Linked DNA regions of Mus musculus: all the other regions are linked to region 1. A link is a loop called in an ENCODE intact Hi-C map of the cell type or tissue named here. Cell type or tissue: left cerebral cortex. All regions are shown on one strand.

What was found. Hi-C counts contacts between places; a loop is a spot of excess contacts. Peaks named below come from ENCODE experiments on the same cell type or tissue, not always from the same donor. Only the 100,000 strongest peaks of a DNase experiment are listed, where the experiment ranks them.
Region 2: it touches region 1 in a loop (4-fold over the local background); 37 of 42 quality-filtered maps call a loop at or near these places.
Region 3: a loop joins it to region 1, with 2.9 times the contacts of the local background. A loop is called at or near these places in 10 of 42 quality-filtered maps.

What each region holds. Positions count from the first base shown.
Region 1 is chr11:86,992,779-87,000,778 of GRCm38, forward strand. It overlaps Ypel2 (yippee like 2), which reads right to left and starts at 984. Exons shown (of 5, transcript NM_001005341.3): 1 at 814-984. Gm51915 (a long non-coding RNA gene) reads left to right here. Exons shown (of 3, transcript XR_003949754.1): 3 at 1-1,559. It also overlaps Gm22387. In left cerebral cortex, CTCF peaks have their summits at 361, 1,065 and 3,002; DNase peaks (open chromatin) are centred at 370, 1,002, 2,375, 2,988 and 1 more place; H3K4me3 peaks cover 1,695 bases; H3K27ac peaks cover 3,753 bases.
Region 2 is chr11:86,891,273-86,899,272 of GRCm38, forward strand. No RefSeq gene overlaps it. Among named protein-coding and RNA genes, the nearest start is that of Gm33742, 27 kb to the left of the region's middle. In left cerebral cortex, a CTCF peak has its summit at 3,093; DNase peaks (open chromatin) are centred at 1,952, 2,127 and 3,103; H3K4me3 peaks cover 552 bases; H3K27ac peaks cover 639 bases.
Region 3 is chr11:86,935,339-86,943,338 of GRCm38, forward strand. It overlaps Ypel2 (yippee like 2), which reads right to left. Exons shown (of 5, transcript NM_001005341.3): 5 at 1,087-5,350. The coding sequence ends at 5,261. Among named protein-coding and RNA genes, the nearest start is that of Gm51915, 43 kb to the right of the region's middle. In left cerebral cortex, no CTCF peak of the experiment used is centred here; a DNase peak (open chromatin) is centred at 4,391.

The DNA of each region.
Region 1 (8,000 bases):
CCGTGGAAGGCTAGGCAAACCGGAGGATGCTCGCTCAGCTTTTTAAAAACTGTGGGTAAAAGTGAAGTCAGAGGTGGCAGGCAGTTCTTTGCACGAGGGGTCCAAAGCAACAGTGCTTCCCCCTAAGTGCCAGCCAGGAGACGGGTGTAAGGTTCCACTGTTTCGGAAAAAAAAAAAAATCACCCGAAGGGAGTCAGCAACCAGGCAGGTAAACTTGAAGCAGGAAGAGAGGCAGGAGCCAGCTGCGGGAGGGACTCTCCGCAGAGGCCCCCGCAGCGAGTCTGGCAACAGAGTTCGTGCCCACCCCTTGGCAAGGCCGCAGGGGAGGCGCCGGGAAGCGTCCAGGCAGGAACTCGCTGTGGTTCCCTTGGCTTGGGGCTGCCGAAGCGCTCCGGGGACTTTAGAGGGCGACGTGCCCCAGACCCAACTATCTCAATGGAGACATCGACCATACAGCCGGGTGCCGCCGGGTGCCATCCGTGGGGGGTGGGTCACGCCGAACAAGGGAGGCGTTGGCGCTCAGGTCTCTGGGTCCCCATATTTGCCAGGCGGCTCGTCGCCACCCGCCGAGTCCCGAACCCGGAGCGCGCGCCAGTGTTTGTAAACAAACCGGTCACGTGGCTGCAGCAACCCGTTCCCCGCCCCTAGCACCCCGGGAACCTTCGGGGAGCCCCCTCGGGACCGCGACAGCACCGCCCCAGCCGAGCCCGGCTGCACGCAGCCCAGGAGCCCGACCGTCCCCAGGGCGCACAGCCCGAACTGGAGCGGAATGCGCCCCACGCCCACGCGAGCCCAGCTCGAGATCCCTCATACCTGGCGGTAGGCTGCCCGGTCCGGCCAGCGCCGGGCTCTCCGGAGTGCTTGGCGATGAAGGACTGCACGGCTGACTCTAGCGCTCCCTGCGCGCTCTTAAAGCCACAGTCTCCGCCACCGCCGCCGCCACTGCCGCTCCGCATCCCTCCGAATCCGGGCTGGGGGCTTGCCGGGTGACAGACGCGCCCCCGCGCCTATCCCATCGGCTCAGCACATAGCAACACGCCACTGGTTGGCCCTGCACGGCCGCAGCCCATCCGCCAGGAGCCAATCACTGGAGGACGGAACTCCGCCCCTGCTTTCCCTGCCTCCCGCCCCCAACCCCCACCCGCCCCTCGGCCCTGGCGGGGCGCGCGTGCGAGGAGTGTGGCAAGGTCTGGGTCCCGCCAGTCCTGGCAGCTGGCGGGCAGGGCTGGGAGAAGAGGTGATTAGAGTGGGGGAGCTCTCTGAGATAGGAGCCTGTTTGTCTGGCTTTACTGGGATTCCCAGGACCCGGGGTTATGTTGGGAAGTGGGATTTACAGTGCTTTTGTTTTGAGAACCTAGATAGTAATTCCTCGCTCCACTTTTTAAGCCACTCCTGACCCAGAGCCTAAGTTACTAAAAGTGACCCGCAGAGTTCAAGGCAGGTGTATTTAGTAAGATAGTACCAGTCTCGTCATGCCCACCCATGCCCTGCTCAGAAGCGGAGATTCTCTATTTCCTCTGCCCTGCTCGAAATTTCCTAATTAAAACTAGGAAAGGGTTGTCTGGTGTGTTCGAGTCCCTGGGTTGGATCCCCAGTACTGAGAGTGGAAGAGCATAGAGAAAGACTATAGAGAAACTGGGATCCCTATTGCTAATGGTTAGTGAGGTCTATTAGCAACAGAAAATACAATAAGAGTAGTCAAGGTGACCAAAAGGGAGGAACTGGCATTCTGGGTCAGTGGGGTGGTGCTTTTCAAGGAAGAGAGGGTTAAAAAATAAACTCATGACAGTCGGGAAGTCCAGGGAGGCACCAGGTGGGTGGAGTGGGGCAGAGTCTTCCTACCGGAAAACAGGTCAATTTGATAAAAGAATTTCTGCGGGGGGGGGGGCGGGGGAGACACGGCAGACCCACCCTTTTTTCTAAGACACTGGGATTCTGAATGGTGTTGGGGCAAAATACATGTTTTCATTGCTATTTTAGAAGAGAAAAAAACACAAGGTAATTGGACAAGGTGGTTCTCTGCTTTATAGCCCAATTATAACCCAAGGCTTGGGAAGTGTTAGAAGTTTAAGGTCATTCTTGGTTAGATCGGTCCAAGCTAGCCAGGTTACTGAAAAAGAGAAAAAAAAAAAGTTCATGCGGGGTTGGGGTGCTGAAGGAGGCCCAGGAACCTTTGGTCTCCTATCTGGCAGCAGTTTACACACAAACCCAGGCTGGTATTTGGGTAGATCCCCGGGTGACTCAAAAACGTCACCTGTCACTCCACCCAGCTGTTTTTAATACATATGCAATCAACTAAATTGTCTTCAGTGAATGTACATCGCATGGTTAGGGATGAAAAAAAGTCCCAACGTTAGTAAGAACAAAACCACTCATTTTTGCCGGCAGATACCGGTTTCAGTGTAGGGGCACTGTCAATATTTACAATTGACTGCTTTGGGAATTATAAATCCTGGAGTCCAAAAGCCTTCAGCTAACTAACCACAACCTTGAAAAGACTTGAGATTGGATCTTTAAGAAGATATACTAAATTCTTTAGATTATCAAAAGCTTGATTACCAGCCCAAGGCTGCTTTCTGAGGTTAAATTCCTCTGTGCCCTTAGGCCTTAGTACCCATCGCCTAAAAGAAGGGAGGGCTGGGATCTGGTGGTGGAACTCACAGTAGAGACTTTGCCTAAGGTTCTTGAGGCTCTGGGTTCAATACCCATTACTGCAGAAATAAATAAGGACGGCTGAAATAAGATGGTTTCTGACATCCCTTCCAACTCTAACATTTCAAATCAGGAACCAGGAAATCAAATTGGTTACATTTCTGCAATAGTGTGTTACTAAATATGTTTATATCCACGGGTTCCCTAACGCCTAACAGTAGATTCTGTACTGGTTTTAACACCCTGAGATACTGGTATGTTATGTAACAAGATTGGAGGCTACTGTTCTGTGCTTAAATAAAAGATAACATTAGCTAAAGAAAGCCTGCCTTGTGTGGGGTGCTCTGAGGACCCCTGCAGGCCTGCTGTGTGATTGCAGGAGACTGGAAGAGGCCACAGAACCACAGGGCTGAAAAACAATAGAATCAGCCAGCCAGGAAAAAAAAAAAAAAAAAAAAGCCAGATCATGCCTTCTTCCAGCCAAAGGAGCCAAGCTGTGTGAGTTGACAGAAGGGAGAACCGAAACAAAGAAGTGTGTATGTGTGTGTTGGGGGGCAGGGAGTGAGTACTAGAAACTGCTTCTCTTTCTCTCTGCACCCAAACACCTTCATGGGCCCTCAGTACACATTTACTCAGTGCCCATCTTCAGCACCTTTCCCTGTTGCCTTGGACTTATTCCGAGAACCTATGGGAGAGGAAAGAAGCCCAGGCCAATGGACAGATTGAGAATAGACAGATAATTATTGAAGCCGAGGGCCGCAACAGAGAGGATATTATCCCAGAGAGCAACAGAAAGACAGCAACAAACTTATTCAGAGTCAGAAGGCTCCCTTACAAACAACAACAATGAGACCAAAAAGGAAAAAAAAAAAAAAAGAAAGAAAGAAAGAAAGAAAAATTGGTTGGCAATAAAGGTTTGAGAGGCTCCTGGGCTCACAGGTGGTTCCTCTGCCTGCTGCCTTGGGATTGACTCCTCTTTGTGATGCTAAGCCACATTTATACATCTACTCATCCTTTCACAGTCAGTGTTTGTCTTCGCTTACTAATCCTGTGTGTTCTCACTTCTGCCACCTAAGTGCGGCTCTGGCTGTGAGCAAATCACTTTCTGCTTTTTGTTTTCTTTCTTCCTTCTTTGTCCCCACCCTCCTCTGGAGTCAGAGTCTGTATTTTGTAGCCCTGGCTGACCTGGAACTCACCCTGTAGCACAGACTAGCCTTGAACTCACAGAGATCTGCCTGTCTCTGCCTCCCCGGAGCTGGGATTAACTGTGGGCCACCACTGCCTGATGCTCTTTTCACTTAAAAAAAAAAATTGCCGGGCAAGGTGGTGCATACCTTTAATCCCAGCACTAGGGAGGCAGAGGGAGGTGGATTTCTGAGTTCGAGGCCAGCCTGGTCTACAAAGTGAGTTCCAGGACAGCCAGGGCTATACGGAGAAACCCTGTCTTGAAAAAAACAAACAAACAAAAAATTATTTTGTTGCTGGTATGTGACTGTGTACACGGAGAAGTTGGGAAAGGACAACTTGTGAAAGTCAGCTCTCTGCTTCCATTTTAGTTTCTTGTTTTGCCAAAGCAGAAAAAATAACTTTGCCATTGTTGTTGGGAAGCTAGCTTTACCTATAATCCAGTGCAATTAATAGCAGAGATAGCAAGAAACATAATAGGGGGAACAATATAACATTTAGAGTAGAAGTTCTAAAAGTTGTGTGGAGGGAAATAATCAGACTTGCCAGCTATACTGTCAGAGACCTCTATTTTTCTGTAGGATTGTCACCTCCTACAGACAAAAGATACTTGCATTTGTATACATGGTTGACTCCATAGCTTCCGTTAACCTTTTTTTGTTTTGTTTTGTTTGTTTTTTTCCAGCACTTCGCTGTGTAGCCCTGGCTGTCCTGGAACTCACTCTGTAGACCAGGCTGGCCTCGAACTCAGAAATCTCCTGCCTCTGCCTCCCAAGTGCTGGGACTAAAGGTATGCGCCACCACTGCCTGGCTAGCCGTTTTGTTTTTTTTTTGTTTGTTTGTTTTTTGTTTTTTTGGTTTGTTTTTTTATAGATATATAATGGTTATATCTGTGTGTATGGATCAGCTGCATTCAATGCTTACTGAAGTCAAAAGAAGGTGCTTGATAACCTAGAGCTGGAGCTACAACTCCTGGCAGTTGTGAGCCACCTGGTGTGGGTGCAGGGAGCTGAACCCTGGTCCTCTGGAAGGACAGCGAGGACTCTTTTCCATTCAGCCGTCTTTGCAGCCCTTTAAGATAACTTCATTCAGAGCAAAGGGATATTACAGATTGCAGAGATGTGCTATAAGTGTTGACAGCAAGCTGAGGAAGTCCTCAAGTGCCAATTGCCATCTTGCTGAGTAGAGTTACTCTTCTTATTTCTTTTCAGTGCATACTCCAGGCTACCCGTCCTCAGAGCTTTGGGCTAAATTGCCACTTACCTTTTTACACGGGTTCCAGGCCCTTTTGCTCGCACATGCCCATTTACCTTCGGAGCCATCTCTCCAGCCTCAAGGTTGTTTATACATGCCCCAGTTGTGTTTGGTTGTTTTAGATGAAGGCAAAATCTGTAGCTCAGGCTGGCCTCATAGTCGAAGCAATCCTCCTGCCTCAGCCCCCAAAATGCTGGGACTAAAGGTGTTTACTAGCAAGACAAGTTCTCTGTGTGTCTGTTTCCTGTATCTTTGTCTCTCTGTTTCTCTTCGTGTGAGGGACCATGTATATTGAGAGAATTCGGAACTGGGGCTGGCTTTGAACTTCCTGTGTAGATAAGGATTCCCCCTACCTTGAACCTCTGGAACCATAGCATTTATCCACCGTACCCAGTTTTATGCAGTGCTGGGCATCAGATCCATGATTTGGTACCCACTAGGCAAGAATTCTACCAACTAAGTTACATCCCGGGCTGGTGAGATGGCTCAGTGGGTAAGAGCACTGACTGCTCTTTCAAAGGTCCTGAGTTCAAATCCCAGCAACCCCATGGTGGCTCACAACCACCCGTAATGAGATCTGATACCCTCTTCTGGTGCATCTGAAGCCAGCTACAGTGTACTTATTTATAATAAATAAATCTTTTTTTTTTCCATTTTTTTATTAGGTATTTAACTCATTTACATTTCCAATGCTATACCAAAAGTCCCCCATATCCACCCACCCCCACTCCCCTGCCCACCCACTCCCCCTTTTTGGCCCTGGTATTCCCCTGTACTGGGGCATATAAAGTTTGCAAGTCCAATGGGCCTCTCTTTCCAGTGATGGCCGACTAGGCCATCTTTTGATATATATGCAGCTAGAGTCAAGAGCTCCGGGGTACTGGTTAGCTCATAATGTTGTTCCACCTATAGGGTTGCAGATCCCTTTAGCTCCTTGGCTACTTTCTCTAGCTCCTCCATTGGGAGCCCTATGATCCATCCATTAGCTGACTGTGAGCATTAAATCTTTTTTTAAAGATTTATTTATTTGTTATATGTAAGTACACTAGCTGTCCTCAGACACTCCAGAAGAGGGAGTCAGATCTCGTTACAGATGGTTGTGAGCCACCATGTGGTCACTGGGATTTGAACTCCGAACCTTTGGAAGAGCAGTCGGCTGCTCTTACACACTGAGCCATCTCACCAGCCCATAATAATAAATAAATCTTAAAAAAAAAAAGTTACATCCCAACTACTCTTTTTTTGTTTTTATTACTTTAAATTTAGCATATAAAGCACTGGGTTTCGTAGTGACATATTTATACATATAGATCACTGTGCTTGGTTCTAATTTGTTCCCCGCCCCGCAAGCAAGTCCCCTTTTGGATTTTGTCTAAGTTTGTTTTTTTGAGACAGGGTTTCATGTAAGCCAGGCCAGCCAGAAACTTTCTATGTAGCTGAGGATAACCTTGAACTACGGATGCTCCTTCTGCTTCAGTCTCATAAATGTTTGGGATTACAAGCCACAAGCACCGCAGTTGGTCCTTGTAACCTTTCATAGCATTGAGGATACTCCCATCTTCTGTTCCCTTTCCCTCCCACACCGCAATCCACCCTCAAGTCAAGTCAGCTTCACTTCCAAACACACATTTGCTTTGCTGGTTGGCGGTGGTGCTCACCTTTAGTCACAGCGCCAAGGTGGATTTCTGAGTTGGAGGCCAGCCTGGTCTACAGACTGAGTTCTGTGATAGCCAGAGAAATCCTGTCTTGAAAACAAACAAGCAAAACCAATTTTTTTTTTTTTTTGGCATGCCTGTCTTCATGGATGCCACTCTGGCCAGGGGCCTCTCGCTTTGAGGAAGCTACAACTTCCCATTAGAGCTCCCTGCTTCTAATTCATACTTGGCCAGATGGTACTTCGTCAAAACAAATTCCTTATGATAGTTCATGGGCCCACTCACCAGGCCTGCCAAACCCTCTGGTCCTCCACTCACCCTGCTTAAGTCACCTCACCAATATCCCAGGCCTTGTCTTATAAGATATTTACAAAGTCACCCATTGAAGTCCACTGGAGATTGGCTCCAGCCCCTTCCATATTGGTACCAGCCCCTGAAGCTATAGATGCTCACATCCCTGAACACATCCTCCTATATACTTTAAATATGTCTAGCTTACATTCAGTGTTATGTAAACGGATGCTAGACTATTGTCTAGAGAATGATAAGAAGAAAAAGCCTCTATGTGTTCACTAGACTCACTGTTCTTTTTCTGAGATATTTCAAACTATAGTCTGTTTTAAATAAGTTTGTATTTGTTCCTCAACCCAGAACACTTTGCCCAAGAAACCTGCCTCCTGTAATTTGGATCTCAGGTCAAATGCTTCCTCCAGAGGGCTCTCTGGGATCATTGAGTCTTACAAGGACCGACCCCCAGACAGGGTCATACCCAACTTACTCTTATTGTCTTTATACCTTACGATTGATCCTGGAAGTCATCCTGTTCGCTTGTTTGTTTTCTGTTCTGTCTAGCTCTAAAGTGTAAATCCCATGGCAACATTGTCCTCCTCTTCCTTCCTTCCTTTCTTTCTTTCTTTCTTTCTTTCTTTCTTTCTTTCTTTCTTTCTTTTATTTTTTGGTTTGTCAAGACAGGGTTTCTCTGTGTAGCCTTGGCTGTCCTAGAACTCGGTGCATAGACCAGGCTGGCCTCCAACTCAGAGATCCACCTGCCTCTGCCTCCCAAGTGCTGGGATTAGGGCGTGCATCACCACAGCCTGGCTTCCCTACTGTTTCTTTAATGCCAGGAATCTGGGAGTTCATCATTGTGCCCACCTTCATTCTCAGTAACCTAGAAGGCTAACGCATAGGATGACTGCACACTCAAGGCTGGCCTGGGCTAAAGAGTAATATCCTGTCTCAAAGTTCAAATCAGCC
Region 2 (8,000 bases), 100 kb before region 1:
GCTGTTTACATCCGAATCGTGGACTCGCTGATCCTTGGGAGGGTCTCCTCAGATTGATTGACTGCCCACCTGGGGGGTCTTTCAACACTCCACCATGATTAGTTTGTAGCTATGTTTTCATGGTCACAAGACAATCGCTGAACTATTTAGGTGTTAGGTGCATGTCCTAATCAAAATAGAAAAAGACACGGCCAAGAGGTCAAGCTTATTGGGAAACTCTTTCCAGGGCCACCAGCAGATGCTTTGCCCATGTCTTCTATGCAAAACTGGTATGCTTGGTCTTTTACCTGCAGAAAGGTCTCTCAAAAATAAGATGGCTATAAGGATCTCTTAGTAACCAGGCTCTTCCTGAAGATGCCCAAGTATCTTCCATGATGCTTTTAAAAAAGTAACGTCTGAAAGGCCTGGAGAGATGGCTCAGCAGTTACGAACACCTACTGCTCTTACAGATGGACCTGAGTTCAGTTCTCAGGGTCAACCTTAGTCAGCTCATAACTGCCTGTAACTCTTGTTTCCAAGGATCCAATGCCCTCTTCTGGCCTTCATGGGTACCTACATGCATTGGTGCCCATACATGCACACACACACACACACACACACACACACACACACACACACACACAATGAAGAAATAAATCTTTTTTAAATGGGAAAGAAAAAAATATAGCAACAGGTTTAATTTAAAAAATAAAATGAAATTAAAACTAAAAAGAAAAAAAGTGCTACTCTATTCGAGACAGGGTTTCTCTGTAGCCCTAGCTGTCCTGGAACTCACTTTGTAGACCAGGCTAGCCTCAAAATCCGCTGAACTCAGAAATCTGCCTGCCTCTGCCTCCCGAGTGATGAGATTAAAGGCGTGAACCACCATACCTGGCACTATTTGACTCTCTTAAGATTATATTTTTGAAGGCCGAGTAGCAAGTCCAGGGGACTTCAGGAACAAACACGTGTGCTAAGGTCCTCTTGTCTCTCAGTGGCTGTCTCTAATCCCATCAGAACAGAGCAGTGGGTTACTCCTTCCTCAGTGACGCTCCCATCTGCCACAATTCTTCCTCTCTTATCCTTAATAAACCCTAACACATATGCATTTGCTCTGCTAGAGAGAGTGGGGGGGTAGGAATCACTCTTTTAAAATAACGCAGTCTTGGTCAAAGAGTCAATATTCAGTGGAAATAGTTCCCTTTGTGAAAATTATCTTAAACCAAGTTCATATTCAGACAGCCTGGACAGACTAGCCTAGGCAGCTAGGGCAGACTCGTGCCACCGCTGGGGATTTTAGTGACTTCAGTCAGCTAGTGTTAAGTCTCTTGAACTAGACAATGGCAGCCCACAGGAGGTTGTAGCACCAGGTGTGGGGCTTCACACCATTAACCCCAGCATGCAGGAGGAGGCAGAGGCAGGTGGATCTCTGAGTTTGAAGCCAGCCTGGTCTACAAAGCAAGTTCTAGGACAGCCAAGGCTACCCATAGGGAAAAAGACAGACAGACAGACAAGTAGGTTGCATTAGTCAGCAAGTTCTCTAACACAGAATTATGTCCCCAAACTTCTTTTTACTTCTTATTTTGAGACAAGGTGTCACTAAGCTGCCCAGGAAGGCCTCAAACCTGACATCCTCCTGCCTCAGCCTCCTGAAGAGCTGGGGTTACAGGTCTATATTGCTGGGTCTAGCCAATAACTGCTTCTGAGGTTAGTGGATGAATACATTCAATGTTTTTTTTTTTTTTTTTTTTTTTTTAAGCAGCGTGTGACATATTAACAAAGTAGCTCTCTGTAGACATCTAGGTCTGACCATCCCAGCTAATAAGTCTGAGCCAAGGCACTTCACACATTCGTCCCCGTTATCTAGCATTTGCTTGCCTGAGACCACATGCCTTGAAAGGGTCTTGTTAGTGTGTCACGATTCCAGAACACAAATAGCCCTTGATCCAAGTTTGTGGAGTCGGCCTTGGAGCTAAATATGCCTCACTGACATGTTTTATTTGGCCCACAGAATGCTGCCTCTTTTTTTTTTCCTTTCTTTCTTTTTAAGCTACATTAGCTGCCAACACTTCAAAAGAAAGAGACTTCACGGAAGAACCCAGACTCCCAGCTCTTTAGAAACTGAAAGATCTGGTAATGCAGGTGCGCGGTGTCGTTAAACTCATAACCACCCATGGCTCCGCAGCTGTTGCCTCCTTAGCTGAGCCGTGTGTCCTCCTCCACCACAGCATCCACCGCTCCTTCCATCCTGATCCTTTCTGTTCCCAGGCAGGTATCCTGTATGCCTAGCCTTTCCGTAGCCATTTGTACTTAAGATCCTGTACTGTGGTGGGGTGTCATGTGCTACCGAGGCCCCTAACCTCCAGCACTAGCTGGTAACGCTACTGTGTCTCATCTCCCTGCTTGAAAACAGATGTGCACACAGGTATGGTGGCACATTCCTGTAATCTCAGCAGCTGGGCACCGAGGCAGGAGAATCTCTGTGACTTCCAGGCCAGCCTGGTTTACATAGTGGAGTTCTAGAGCTACATAGTGAGGCCCTGTCTTGGAGGAGGAGGAGGAGGAGGAGGAGGAGGAGGAGGAGGAGGAGGAGGAGGAGGAGGAGGAGGAGTCAAGGCACAAAGGCTTGATTGCGCTGCGTGAGACCCTGTCTCAAATAAACAAATCATTATTTAAAAGGATAAAACTGGAAAGGCTGGCAGAGCTATCTGACTGGCACCTGCTCTTTCCTTTTTCTAACAAGCCTCCCTTCCCATCAGCTCCATCCGCCCACCTCATTGCCAGGCTGTTATTTCCCTTAAACCTAGGGTACCTTCTTCCCAGCTCCCCCCGCTTCCTTCCTCTCTCAGTAAACAAGCACGTTGGTCCCCCTCTGCCTTCAGAGTTTTACCGTTAATCACGGCGGGGGAACAGACAGGAAATAACAACCGGGACGTGGCGAAGTTTAAGACGACTTGCCAGTCTTAGTCACAGCCCTGGTGCCCTGAAATGAGCGCACCTGGAAGAGCGCTCCTCCCTTTGCGAGCCTCTCAAAGCAGGTAGGATGGGCAGAGAGGGGCTGTACAGTGCCGCCGAGAACAGCGGGAGAAGCCCTGCCTTGACTGGGAGCAGCCGTTAGGTGGCAGCACAGGGCACGTCTTTCCAGGTCTTTCCACAACGGATGGGCCAAAGTGAGGCACCGAATTTTCTAGGAAGGGATAACCTAGAACCATATCAGGGCAGGCATTTGGGCTGAGACCAGCGAAAAGTGAGTCAGCCAAGACTCCCCGTGACACCGTGCTGTCTGGCAGCCAGCTGGGGCACGCGGGTGTCTGCTTCCTCTGGTAGAAGATTCTACGGCAGACCTTAGGCCCAATAGAATATTTTCACCCTGACATCTAGATTTTAACTTTTATTTTAATGTTTTTTTCCCTCTCTCTAGTTTTGTTTTTTGTTTCTTTGAGATAGCATCTCATGTAGCCCAGGCTGGCCTCAGACTCCCTCTGTGATCAGGAATGACCTTAAATGACGGATCTCATTGCTTCTGCCTCCAAGGGCTGAGCTTAAATGAATGCCACACGACACCTCGATCTTAAAGGCAAGCCATCCGAAGCCCAGACATTGGCCTGCCCTCCTGTTGGTTCTGTGCTGGGAACCCATTCCAGTGTGGGTATGGCTTCACTAGTGCCAGCCGAGTATATGTCTGTCCTCTGGTTTCAAAGTATTAATGGACGTCTACTTGGTATAACTAAAGTACTATTAACTTGAGCCAGGCATGGTGACATAGGTCTGGAATCATCCCTAGGGAGGTGGAGGTAGGAGGTTAGAAGTTCAAAGCCAGCCTCATCTACATAGTTGGCTATGCAGCAAATTCAAGGTCAGCTTGGGCTACATGATAGCCTGTCTCTGGGGTAGGGAGTTGGGGGACTAATTTGATTTTTCCTAGTTTCTAGTGTGAAACTAGGGGGAGAATCTTTGCACGTGGTAGAGTGGGCTTATGGGACACGGGTAAAGAAAAACAAGCTTTCTTTCTGCCTCCAGCTACCTATCCACTTGGGAGAAACGTGAGAGCCTATAGTCCAGATAGCGGGAGTCTGCAGCCTCAGCGCTCCATGCTGAATGGAATGCAAGCCTTTTTAGGGAACTAGCTGGTACAATCGTGCCTCTTATCAAGAGTGGCCTAGCATTACAGGGCCGGGCCATGCACACCCAAAATAACTCACCAGTCCTCTCAAATGACATTAGTAAAACCAAATGTATTCCTAGAATTTAAACACAGGCTCAAACAACTGCCCCCGTAACAAAACCGTGTTCTCAGACTTCAACTAATTTAGGGGACAGGTCAGTGATCAAAGCAAAGAAAGGCCTTATTATAAGGTAGCATTGGCTTGAAGGCTCTGGCCTCAGAAGGGAAATTTCCCTAGAAAACAACTCCTGATTCAAAGCTTACTGGTTAAAAAAAAAAAAAAAAAAAAAAAAAAAGAAGCAAGTCCAGGACTCCCAGCAGGCGGAGTCTGCGACTCTGAAACTATGAAGTCCCAGAAGCAGCTTCAGCTCTCCCTCAATGGACACTTGAAACCACACGGTGCAGGCATGCCTCAGAAAAAGGCAGCCTTTATGCTGAGCAGACCTCCTTGGAGCCTCAGCATGGTGGTACACACTTGTAATCCCAGCACTAGGGAGGCTAAGGCAGAAGGGAGTTTGAGGACCAGCCTGGGCTACATAGAGACTTTCAAGCAAACCTAGGCTATAAGCAAGAATCTATCTCCAAAAAGTGAATACTAAGGTTCATACTAAGGCAGGGCACTGGATATCACAAGATCTTATGAGGTGCAGGCAGACAGGAGGATCGGGACTTCCTTGCCTATATAGCTAGCTAAAGGACAAGCTGGGATACATGTGACCCATTCTGAGTCTACCCAGGAGAAAAGACCACCAATAACAGAACATCACACTTCCTTTGCTAAAACAGTTCTTAGCTCAAGGAGTACAGATTCTAGAACACACACCAAACATGTGGGAAATGGCAATTAAGACATGCCACATTGGGAAAAGAATAAACACACAAAACAAAACAAAATAAAAAAGAAATACCGCATCAGACATCAGGGCCAGTGAACCAGTGAACTGGCTCGACAAGTTGTCCTCAGACTTCCACAGGGACATACTCCACACTCGCATGCGCACACACACACACACAAACAAATGTATGGTTTTGAGACAGGGTCTGGCTGTGGAGCTCTAGCTGGCCTGGAACTCACTATGTAGACTAGGCTGGCCCGTCAAACTCACAAAAAATCTTCCTGCATCTGTCTCCAGTGTGCTGGGACTAAAGGAATTAATTAAAGCATTAAAAGGTCATGCACCATCATGACCTGAAGGGTAATTTTTTAAATAATAAAAAATGAAAGAAAGAAAAGAATATTCATCATTGAAGCCAGATGTGGTGACTCTTATACTCCCGTGTCTGAGGCAATTGTTACAACTATGAGTTTAGCGCATGGGCTGCACAGTGAGACTTGTCTTTAAAAATAAAACAGAGAGATACACACACACACACACACACACACACACACACACACACACACACACACACACGGGGGGGGGTGCCCTACTGGATGTATACAAACAAAAAGATAGTAAACCAGGCCTGGTGTCTTCAGCCTGTAATCCCAGATGCTCAAGAGACTGAGTCGAGGAGATCTTAAGTTCAAGAGTTGCCTGTGCTAAATGCAAGCTCATTTAGCCTGGGCAACTCAGCAAGACCCTGTCTCAGCACAGAATGCTTAGATAAAGAGAACAATGCTAGGGTGGGTGGCTGGGGGAATCATTCCAGAATCAATTTCCTGCCTGCTCAATGTCCTGTAGCCATTCAAGATGCTAACACGCTGGAGGGCAGCTTGAAGAATACATAAGCCTCCCCCATCTGTTGCTTTTTCTCCTCTTTCTCATGGAGTTCAGGGTATGGCTTCCCTCTTGTTCATTCATGAGACCTCAGTTTCCATTTCCAGGATTTAAAAAAAAAAAGAAGAAGAAGAAAAAGAAAAAGAAAAAGAAAAGAAACAAGAATGCAAGAATGATCCCAGCTACGGGAGCTCTAGAATAAGCCCATAGCTCGTGCTAAGGGGCATGGAACACACAGGCGGGGAAGGGCGTTCATTCCAAGTGGACGGAGTGGACTTGTCTGGGAGGTGGCAAGCTGTAAATTCCAGGCAATTGCCTACAAATGTGCTAATATTTCATGCTTGTTCCCAGGCTTTCCTGAACCCTTTCTGTCACCTGCTGCCTACTCGTAAACCTGCCCATGGAGCCAAAGCTCCTGGCTAGACACCGGATCTCCTGGAGAGTCATCAAATGTGCACACCCACGTGCAGACTCCTGTGTCTTTAGCTTCATGCAGGCAGGACCTGGCCCCTTCCCACCCTGTATACTTGGCTGTTTTGCAGTTCTTTTATGATTTCTTTTGGGAACGTGGTAAATGGAAACTCCTTCTGTATGCATTTTTCCAAATTGATGGAGACTCTCGAAGAGAAGGTGCAAATCTCTGCAAAAGCTTTTAATCAGATCCCATTAATGCTCAGCCCAGAAGCCATCATCACTGAGAACCAGGTCTAAGTGTGAGAATGGGTACGTGGGTCTTCTTTCCCTATCTTTGGTCTAGATTTTTTTCCTCCCAAATTGAAAGCAATTTCATGAAAGGTTTTAGCGCCTGCTTCCCAAAAAGAGCTGGTGTGATTGTTACCTTCTCTTCACAAGGGGATCTGACAATGTGTGTGTGTCTGTGTGTGTGTGTGTGTGTGTGTGTGTAAGTTCTTCCCACCCCCACCCCCACATGTAGTGCAGTCCATGTGTGCAGACATGCGCGTGTGGCGGCCAGGCATTGATGTTACACGGATAGATGTCTTCCTCAAACATTCTCTACCTTATTTTCCAAGGCAGGGTCTCTTGCTGAACTAGGAGCTCGATGATTCGCTTAGACTGGCCAGCAAGCCGCAGCAAGCCTCGGGGATTCTCCTCTCCTGCCTCTGCCTCCCAGCTCTGTGATTACAAGCACCGGGTTTCATATAGGCATTGGGAGAGCCTAACTCAGGGGCTCAAACTTGCACAGCACGCACTTTACCGACTGAGCTCTCCCCAGCCCCCCCCCCGCCCCCCTTGGGCTTTAGAATGGGTCACACATAAGCTCAACTGCAGCTCCCTTTGCATGAGCCCTGCCCTTCTGCAAAATGGATCAAACCAGGGTGGGGCGAGCTTGGAGACTGCTGGGCCCTGTCTGCCCTGGGCTTTGGGGTTACATATGTTTCTGCCCAGCAACACTGGCAGGGAGGAGGGCCTCACTGGCCCAGGGCAGCCAACTGTGCATCTTTGTCAGAGCCTATCAGGAAACTGCCTGTCACCAGCTTCCCAGCACACTGTGGGGGTGGGGTTAGGGAAAGGTTCCTATATTCACAAAGATAATTTGGGTGGATAGGAATAGCATCAGGGGAAGAAAGGGGTATCACCACATCAATTATTGAACTTCACAAATGAATATTTTGGCTCCAGTTCTGGGTCTAAAGCCCTTCCTTTAGGAAAGAGACACTAAATGAAAAAGACAGTTTGCTTCCAACAACAGAAAATTCGTTTTTCTTAATGAGAGTCATCTAGAGACTTGGTAGATTAAAGAAGAATCCAAGGCGAGCATTCCCCAGCTGGTATTCCGTGTTTATTCGGCATCCTAGATAATATGTATATTATATTATCCCAGCAATGTGTATGTGCTGGGAGGACTCTGTGGCTGTCGAGAGTGCTGGTCCTAAGAGGAGCCTTTCTTTTTCTTTCTCTCCCGTATGTAGCTCAGTTTAGCCTAGAACTCTTAGCCTCCCATCCTCTACCTCCTGAGGGCTGGAGTGGTGACACAGGTCAATAATCCTAGCGTTCACGATGCTGAGGTAGGGCAATTGAGAGATGTGAGTTTGAAGCCATCCTGGGCTAACAGAGGGAGCCCCTGGCTCAGCCCTAACCCCGAGTGATCCTTCAGCTGGGTATGGTGCTGTATGCCT
Region 3 (8,000 bases), 57 kb before region 1:
AATAGAAAAGTCTACTGAAGCAAAACAGGTCACAGGAAGGAGATAATGTGCCCAATGACAAGAAAAAAAAGACAACCACAGCTGGGCCCAGACGATAGGTGACAAGTCTCAGGAAGAAAGCAGGAGGGATTTGGGGGAATCTGTTTGTGTGTTTAAAAACAGGATTTCTCTATATAACACTATCTGTCCTGGAACTCTTTATAGACTAGGCAGGCCTTAAACTCAAGAGATCTGCCTACCTCTGCTTCCTGAGTGCTGGGACTAAAGGTGTGTGCCATCGTGCCCAGCCCTCTGAAGAAGTTTAAAATGCAGAGCATGTGCTGGGGATCTAGGTCAGCAGAGTCCCTGCCTCGCCTGGCCCACACTAAGGATTCTAGAATAATGTATATTCTTTTATTTGTTTGTTTCAATACAGGGTTTCTCTGTATAGCCCTGGCTGTTCAGGAACTCATTTTGTAGACCAGGCTGGCCTCGAACTCAGAAATATGCCTACCTCTGACTCCCGAGTGCTGGGATTAAAGGCGTGTGCCACCATGCCCAGCTTTTTAATGTATATTCTTAAAAAGGCACCAGTACATATAAGTGCATATTACTGTACTTAAGTGATTGATTATTCAAGACTGTATGCTTGTAAAATATAAACAGCTGGATTATTATAGTGATAGACTTGTTAGTGCTTGTATTCTCCATTTAGTACTTGAACAAGATTTGATTTTTCTTCATGTATCATAACATGTATTTATCGCCCAATGTCAGCACGCCTCCTTCCTAATGCAATTTTATATCCAAAGACAATGATGTCATCAGAAAAGCTTTAGACTCTTAGAAGATGGGTCATGGCAGAGATAACTGGGTAGAGGTCATTTTGGGCTTCTGCTAGCTAAAGGCCAGGAGAAATGTGCAGATGATCAGGAGACCTGAGATTCGTTCATTAACTGGCTTTGTGTCCTTAAGAGAAATATCCTTTATGGTATCATCTAACAGGTCTGTGCCCCGGGCTAGACAGATGGCCTTGAGCAGGCTTCCCAATAATATAAACGAAGACACACACACAGCATCAAAAGAAAACAGACATTCTCCCAAGAGTTAGTATTTGAAAACTTTATTTTCTCAAATGAGCACCAACACAGATCAGCAATGACAGAAATAACGCACTTCTTACTAATACTGAATCATTATGTACAAATACCGGAAGGAGGTGAAGACAAATTATTCAAAAACAATTGCCTTTGTTACTGAAGCAAAGTGACCTGGGGAAAAAATTCCCACCCAAGAAAGGAACAAAAAAAGAAGAAAAAAGTAACAACAAAAGCAATTCCAAACCCAACAAATACAGTTTGTAAACACAGACAGACAGACAGACAGACAAATCCATGGTACACAGTCTTTGCAGGCTGGGAAAAGGAAGTTGACTCCTGTTCTCACCAAACCACTGTAAGACGCTGGACAGATCTAACTCCAGGAGGACAACGCCTTTCGGGTACATTTCATGACTGTATAGTAATTTTATTAATCAACCACAATTTCAAAGACAATCTTTCCCAGTCATAGGACTAGTATTTCCATTGAGGCAGATTTTTTAATATAAAAGTGTGTTCAAGATTTGATTTGCCAGCCTCTGCCTGAACCCCAAGCAATCTGACTTTAAAAAAAAAAAAGCTATTACTATCCTTTTAAACCTGAACTTGTTAACTTCTAATATGACACGGCTTCTAGAACAGCCAGAGCCCCGGGATGTGAGCGCGGCTGAGCTGCTCCCGTCTCAGAAGCGCAGACTTCACGCTGGCTCTCTTCACAGATTTGCTTCACTGGCTGTAGAAGCTGAACACACAGAAGAGGAACTGGCCGCGGCTCCACCCTCAGGGAAAGAAAATCTTGCTTTGGGCTCTTGGTCCACTCACACATGAAAACCAGAGGGAAAACTCTGTGCCTAAGGTGTAAACTGTAGTTCATAGTGTCCTCAGTAGGAAAGGAAACAGAAAAATGAAACACACACACACTCTCTCTCTGTCTATTCCAATTTCTTGGAAGTTCTCCCAACTACAGTAATTACTCTGAAGTTGTTACTACTAAGCTTGTTTCTTTTCTAGCCAATACTGGGCAAGAAAGTATCAATTCACAACCTGGTAATTTACTAGTCTGTTCTGCTGGGTAAAAATGCAAACAGAAAACTGCAAAAATGTTTTAAAGCCTCAATCCATTTTATAGTTACAGATCCTTAAAGGAAAAAAAAAAGTGTCTTGTTGATTATCCTTTCCCTTAAAATATAACACAGAGGAAGCTATAGAATTGAAAATAAAAGTGCTCTCAGGGGGGTCTGAGAATACAGCACCAAATATATTATTTAAAAAAATTAAATATTATTTACAAAAGTATATTTCACAAGCGACTGTATAGATATATATGTATATACTTGGAAATCTCCACTATAAAGGGGACACCTCTTTTGTACACATTGATCCACCAGCTGAGATCTTTACTTTATCTACATGATCTGTCATAGGAGCTGGGGTGGTCGGTACTCAGCCAGGTCCCGCTGCGAGCATGCAAGCATCAAGCTTGGCTATACTTGACTCATGTTGATTTACTCATCAGCAGCCTGGGGGGAGATGCGGAGGTGGGGCGGGGGTGGGTGGATGGATTCCAGGGTGACAATAGCCCCATCATCCACAGTGGCACAGGGCAGGTGGAGCGAGAGCTGGTCAGCTAGACTTCAAAGTGAAGGTAGCTGGCGGCTGAGGTACCCTCAGGCCTTCCCTTTCTCCTCTTCTGTCCTTGCCCACCCCTGCCCAAGGTCACCCAAAGGACTTCCCTTTCCCTGAACCTATGTGGAGTGAAGGGGTGAGGTCTTTGGTTATGCTGAGTCAATCATTTGGTGAGGAAAAAAAAAAAAACTGACCAGAGAGGCCTTGGGTGCAGGAGCCTCTGCCGCCCGCTGGGCTGAGGACTCGCTAATACTGCTAAGTGTTAGGTAGACAAGCTGTGAGTGGAGCTAAGAATGGTCATAAGAAGCACTTTTGGTTTCACCGTCACAAAGGGAAGCCTGATGAGTTTTGGTCCCACCCCCAAACTTGTAGTTCAAGGACCCTGCCCCTTTCTCCACCCAGGGCACCATAGATCCAGTTTCTGCAAGTCACCAACTTTAGTTTTTAAGAAACTACCTAGGTTTGATCCCCACCCCCTAGTTAAAAAAAAAAAAAAAAAAAAGGACTTGTAGTGTGTATGTAGCTAGGTATTCCCTGAGCAAAGGGTCTAATCAAATCTTTAATGAAGGCCACATCTTCGAACAGGATAAAGAGGGGACAATGGATGACGCTTGGAGCTGGCAAGTCTTAGGAATGTGAAACTGGAGAAATGTGTGTCACTGACCACTTGAGCCTGGGAGTCACGGGTAGTTTTTCTGGCCCTCAGTGGGCCTTGCTGTGCAGTGGGGTGGGGGTGGGGGTGGGGCAGAGCTAGTCTTCCAGGGCCCAGGACAAGCAGACTTGAGGAACAAAATTCTGTTTCTAGGAATCCTTTTGTGTCCCAGAAGACAGGCAGTCTACTGAGCTGGCTGACTTCCTATTGCCCTGGCAAGTCTCAATTTGTCCATTTCCAGATCAGGACAAAGCCGTGTCCACCACGGCTTTCTCCCTGATGGAATTTGGTTCTGCTGGGGATGTGGACTGGAAAATGTTCCTGGAGGGATGCTTTAGCATTGGTTAGCCAGGCAACAGGCTCTTATCTCCATGAGCTCACTCTTGCTCCTTCTCTTCTTGGGCTTTTTTTTTTCAGAGGTGAATTTTCCTGTAGGACCAGCCTAGCTAGAGAACAAGATTCTGAGAAGTACCTAATATGCCCATATTTTAACATTATCTTCTGCCTAAGAAATAAACGAAATGGATTCAAACAGGATTTCAAATCCACATAATAGCTGGATTGATGCAACACAGCCTTCACAGTGTTGATTACACACAATAAATTCTTTTTCATTTTAAGAGATTTACAGGGATTATTTTTTCTTTCCTCCCCAACCCTAACTCAAGGAAGCTTGGGTGCGTGCGGTGGGTGAAGGAGTAATATTGAATCTGTAATCCCTCCCTACTGCTGGACCACACTGTTAAAAGATGTCTATCCACATAGGAGAGTCAGGGCTAAGAATGGAGGTGTAATCTTGGATCTTTGTTTCCAGGTTATGGTGATAAAATTGGAGGGGGGAAAAAAAACCCAAAACTCAGAAACGTTGTGCACAAAGAATTGCTGGTCCCATGGAAGCTACTGATCATCGGATGAGGAAAGATGTGCTAAGCCTTCACTGGCTCCAATCTGAACTCTTCCTCCCAGAACCTTGCCTCTGCATTTTTACATTTCCTGCTTGCTATCAGGAGTTCCCGGTCCACAGCAACGCCTCCAGCTCCTGGCTCTCCTCCATTACCGATTTTTACTGTGCTTTGGGCTAAATGGGACACACACATCTTGTATCTTTTCCTGCAACCTAAATCAGTTAAGAAGACCAAGAAGGTGATTGCCCAGGAGGGGGCGGGGGGGAAAGAGGGCAGAATCACTAAAACCCACTGAGCTTTACCCCCCCCCACACACACACACACTCCCCACCCCCCATTCTCTTTAGCAGGACCTTCTCCAGTCCAGGTCCAGAATGCTAGGGTCCTGCCCTGTCAGCTAGAATCAAGGATGCTTCTTGTGCTAATCCGCTGTCCTGGCACATCTGATGCTAGGGCAGGAGTGTATCATCAGAGAGAACAAAAGCCACGAGGTATTTTTTTTTCTCTTTGTCCTTTTGAAGGAGTCAATTATTTCAAGCCTAAGTTAGCAGGTCTCCAAGAACAGTACAGTTATATTGCACCCTCTTGCCCCTTCCCCAATCCTAGGACTCCCAGGTTCCCCTGTTCTGTTGCTCATGCTCACATGCCGATGTTCTGACAGCCATCAGGCAGCTCTCATGTGGGCAGGGCCACCCCCCCTCAAGTAGGGCTGCCACCATGCAGCCAAGGGTCCGTTCCAGCTCGTAACTGTTTTCAGCCAACACTAGAACAGAGAAGCCAAGATCAACTCACAAACAGATACAAAGCAAAGAGACAGAGAGACAGTGATTTAGAGGCCAGTCACCAAAAATGATGGTGTCAGGGTGGGAGGATGACCCCTGATGGCAAGGCCCCTAAGTTGATGGAACCGAGTGTGTTCAGTCACTCTCTCACGCTTGGGTAGAATGTTCAGTTGGGTGGCATTCACATGGATGCTGGACCGGATGGATGCTATCAGGTCAGTCCCAGCCATTGTCCTTGATCATGTGTGCTAATTCAATGATGTATTTGCCTTCTTTATATTTCTGACTGCTTTCAAAAGCATGTTCCTATAAAACAGAGGAAGAGAAAAAAAAGACACAGAGTGACCAAAGGCACAGATGACTTCTGAGACACAGAAGCAGCGATGTGGCTGACGACAGGCGCCTGGACAGCCATCAGGTGCCCCAAACACTCCAGCACGCAAGTGTCCTGAGTTCCTGCTGTTAGCAGCACAACCGAGGGACATCTGGGATTCCTCAGTATCATGACAGAATTTATTTGGATCATTCCTCTTTTAAACTTTTGCTCAAACGTCACCATCTCAGGAAGCTCTTTCCCAGCTACTCAGCCTGGGATCCCAATCTCACCTGCGGCAGGCACCTCACTGCCCTCTCTTCCCCACGCCTTCCCTTAGCTCTATTCTCAGTACACCTTCCTCTCCAATACCCACAAATGCCCATATGTAGTCACTTCTTTCTGCTGCCTGTAACACAATAAAAACTTTAAGCAGAGATGTTCTTGCTTTGCAAACTTCTGCATTCCTGGAAGACTGAAAGTCAGATAACAGGCCTTCAGGAAACAGATGAAAGGCAGCTGCTGATCTTGGAAGCCAGTTTGGGAGCATTGCAGTAGACAACCTTGGTTTTATGTGAAGTTTCTTGGCTTCTTAATTAAAAAAAAAAAAAAAAAAGCCCTGACAAGGTGGTACACACCTTTGATCCCAGCACTCCGGAGGCAGAGGCAGAGGCAGAGGCGTCTGTGTGAGCTCCAGGGAAGCTATGGCTAGCTACATAGTGATCCCTGTCTTAAGCTGACATTCATTTGCACACATACATGTATGTGAGCTCTTGAGGGAACTGGGATCTCTGAAGCTTACTAGGAGTCTGCCTTACAGACATTTGTTTCTAGAAGTCTGGTTATCATCTTAAGATGCACCTGTTAGCTGGCGGTGGTGGCGCATGCCTTTAATCCCAGCACTTGGGAGGCAGAGGCAGGAGGATTTCTGAGTTCGAGGCCAGCCTGGTCTACAAAGTGAGTTCCAGGACAACCAGGGCTACACAGAGAAACCCTGTCTCGGAAAAACAACAAAAACAACAACAACAACAAAAAGCTGCACCTGTTATACATAAGTAGGATAGCAAGTACCTCCAGACTATAAGGCCAATCAGGTCTTACTTTCTGTTCTCCCTGTTTCCACCTCAGGTGAATCAAGTGCTTTTCTTTCACTACTGTGCTCCAGGGTACTAGACACTGCATGAACCCCCGAGCTGCAGAACCTCCTCCCACCCCACCCTCTCCACCTCCCTGGCAGGTTGCTTCCACCACCATCCCGCCCCCGTGGAGCCTCTCAGCGAGCCCTACAGAAGGCCTTTCTTCCCAATATAGGACAAAGGACTATCTCACATGCAGAGTGAGGAAGCACACGAGCATTTATACATTATCCCAGAACACCTCTCCCGGAAGTCACGTGGGTAATGACAGAGGCACAAGCAGTAGATAAGGGGCTCTTCTGGCAGAGCCTCTGAGATCAGTAAGAAACCAAATCCTACTGTTCCAAAATAATAATGATACAAACTACAGCTTTTTTTTTTCTGTTTGTTTTCAAGACAGAGACTCTTGCGTCTCTGGTGGTCCTGGAATGCAGAGGTCGGCCTACCTCTGCCTCCCAAGTACTAGGATTAGAGGCCTGTGCTACCACTGCTCAGCGGGCATTACTAGTGAACTACCACCTCTATTCAGAACTTTCTATTTCTTGTGTTTTAGAACAAGAGTTCAGACTTTAAGTTGTCTTGTTGAGTGAAGAATCAATCTACAAAGTGAGGAAGAGGGGAGCTAGGAGACCAGAGAATGTGCAAACACTCGGTACTATGGATTCAGCAGCTATGGATTCAGCAGATTTTCCTGTGCACTCTGTCTGTCTGTCTGTCTGTCTGTCTGTGCTATAATTTGAGAATAAGACCTGTTGTGCCTGTGTTTAGGGCAGAAATGAAGAAGAGTAAGAATACTAGGGTGAGTTTTCCTCCGGTATCAAGGGGCATTCCTATAATCCCAGCACTGGGAAACAGGCAGGAGGAAGGAGTACAGCCTGGGCTACATAGTGAGTTCCCAGCATCCTGTGATACGAGGTTTTCTTATTAAATAGAAGAAATGCAAAGTGGATCACCTGCCCACCGGCATCCGTGATGGTGGCTCTGAACTCCAGCAGGAAGTCAATAATCTGGGTCAGTCTCTGGAACCGCTCACTTAACTAACCGATTAGCTACTCAGTGTCTCAACCTATGGGTCACAACCTCTTGGGCAAACCTCAGTCTTCAAAAATATTGGCATCATCATTCATACCGGTAGCAAAATTACAGTTATAAAGTAGCAACAGAAACAACTTTGTGGTTGGGGGGTCACCACACCATGAGGAATTGTACTAAAGGGTCACAGCATTAGGAAGGTTGAGAGCCACTGCACTGTAGGGTTGTTCTGTAGGTTCATAAAAATACCAAGACAAAGGAACAGAACAGAGTTGGGTACACCAAGGCGATCAATACAAGCCATCGGATGCTTCCCCGATGTCCTGCCCATCATCACGATAGGGAGTGGATCGCCATCTTTTTTCCTCTCCTGATGCCAGGGTCAAGTTCAGGGCTTCTAGGCAAGTGCTTCCTACAGTACTCACTCCCAGTAAGTTTATAGTCAACAGCTTTTTATAAAATTGTCAGATCACCA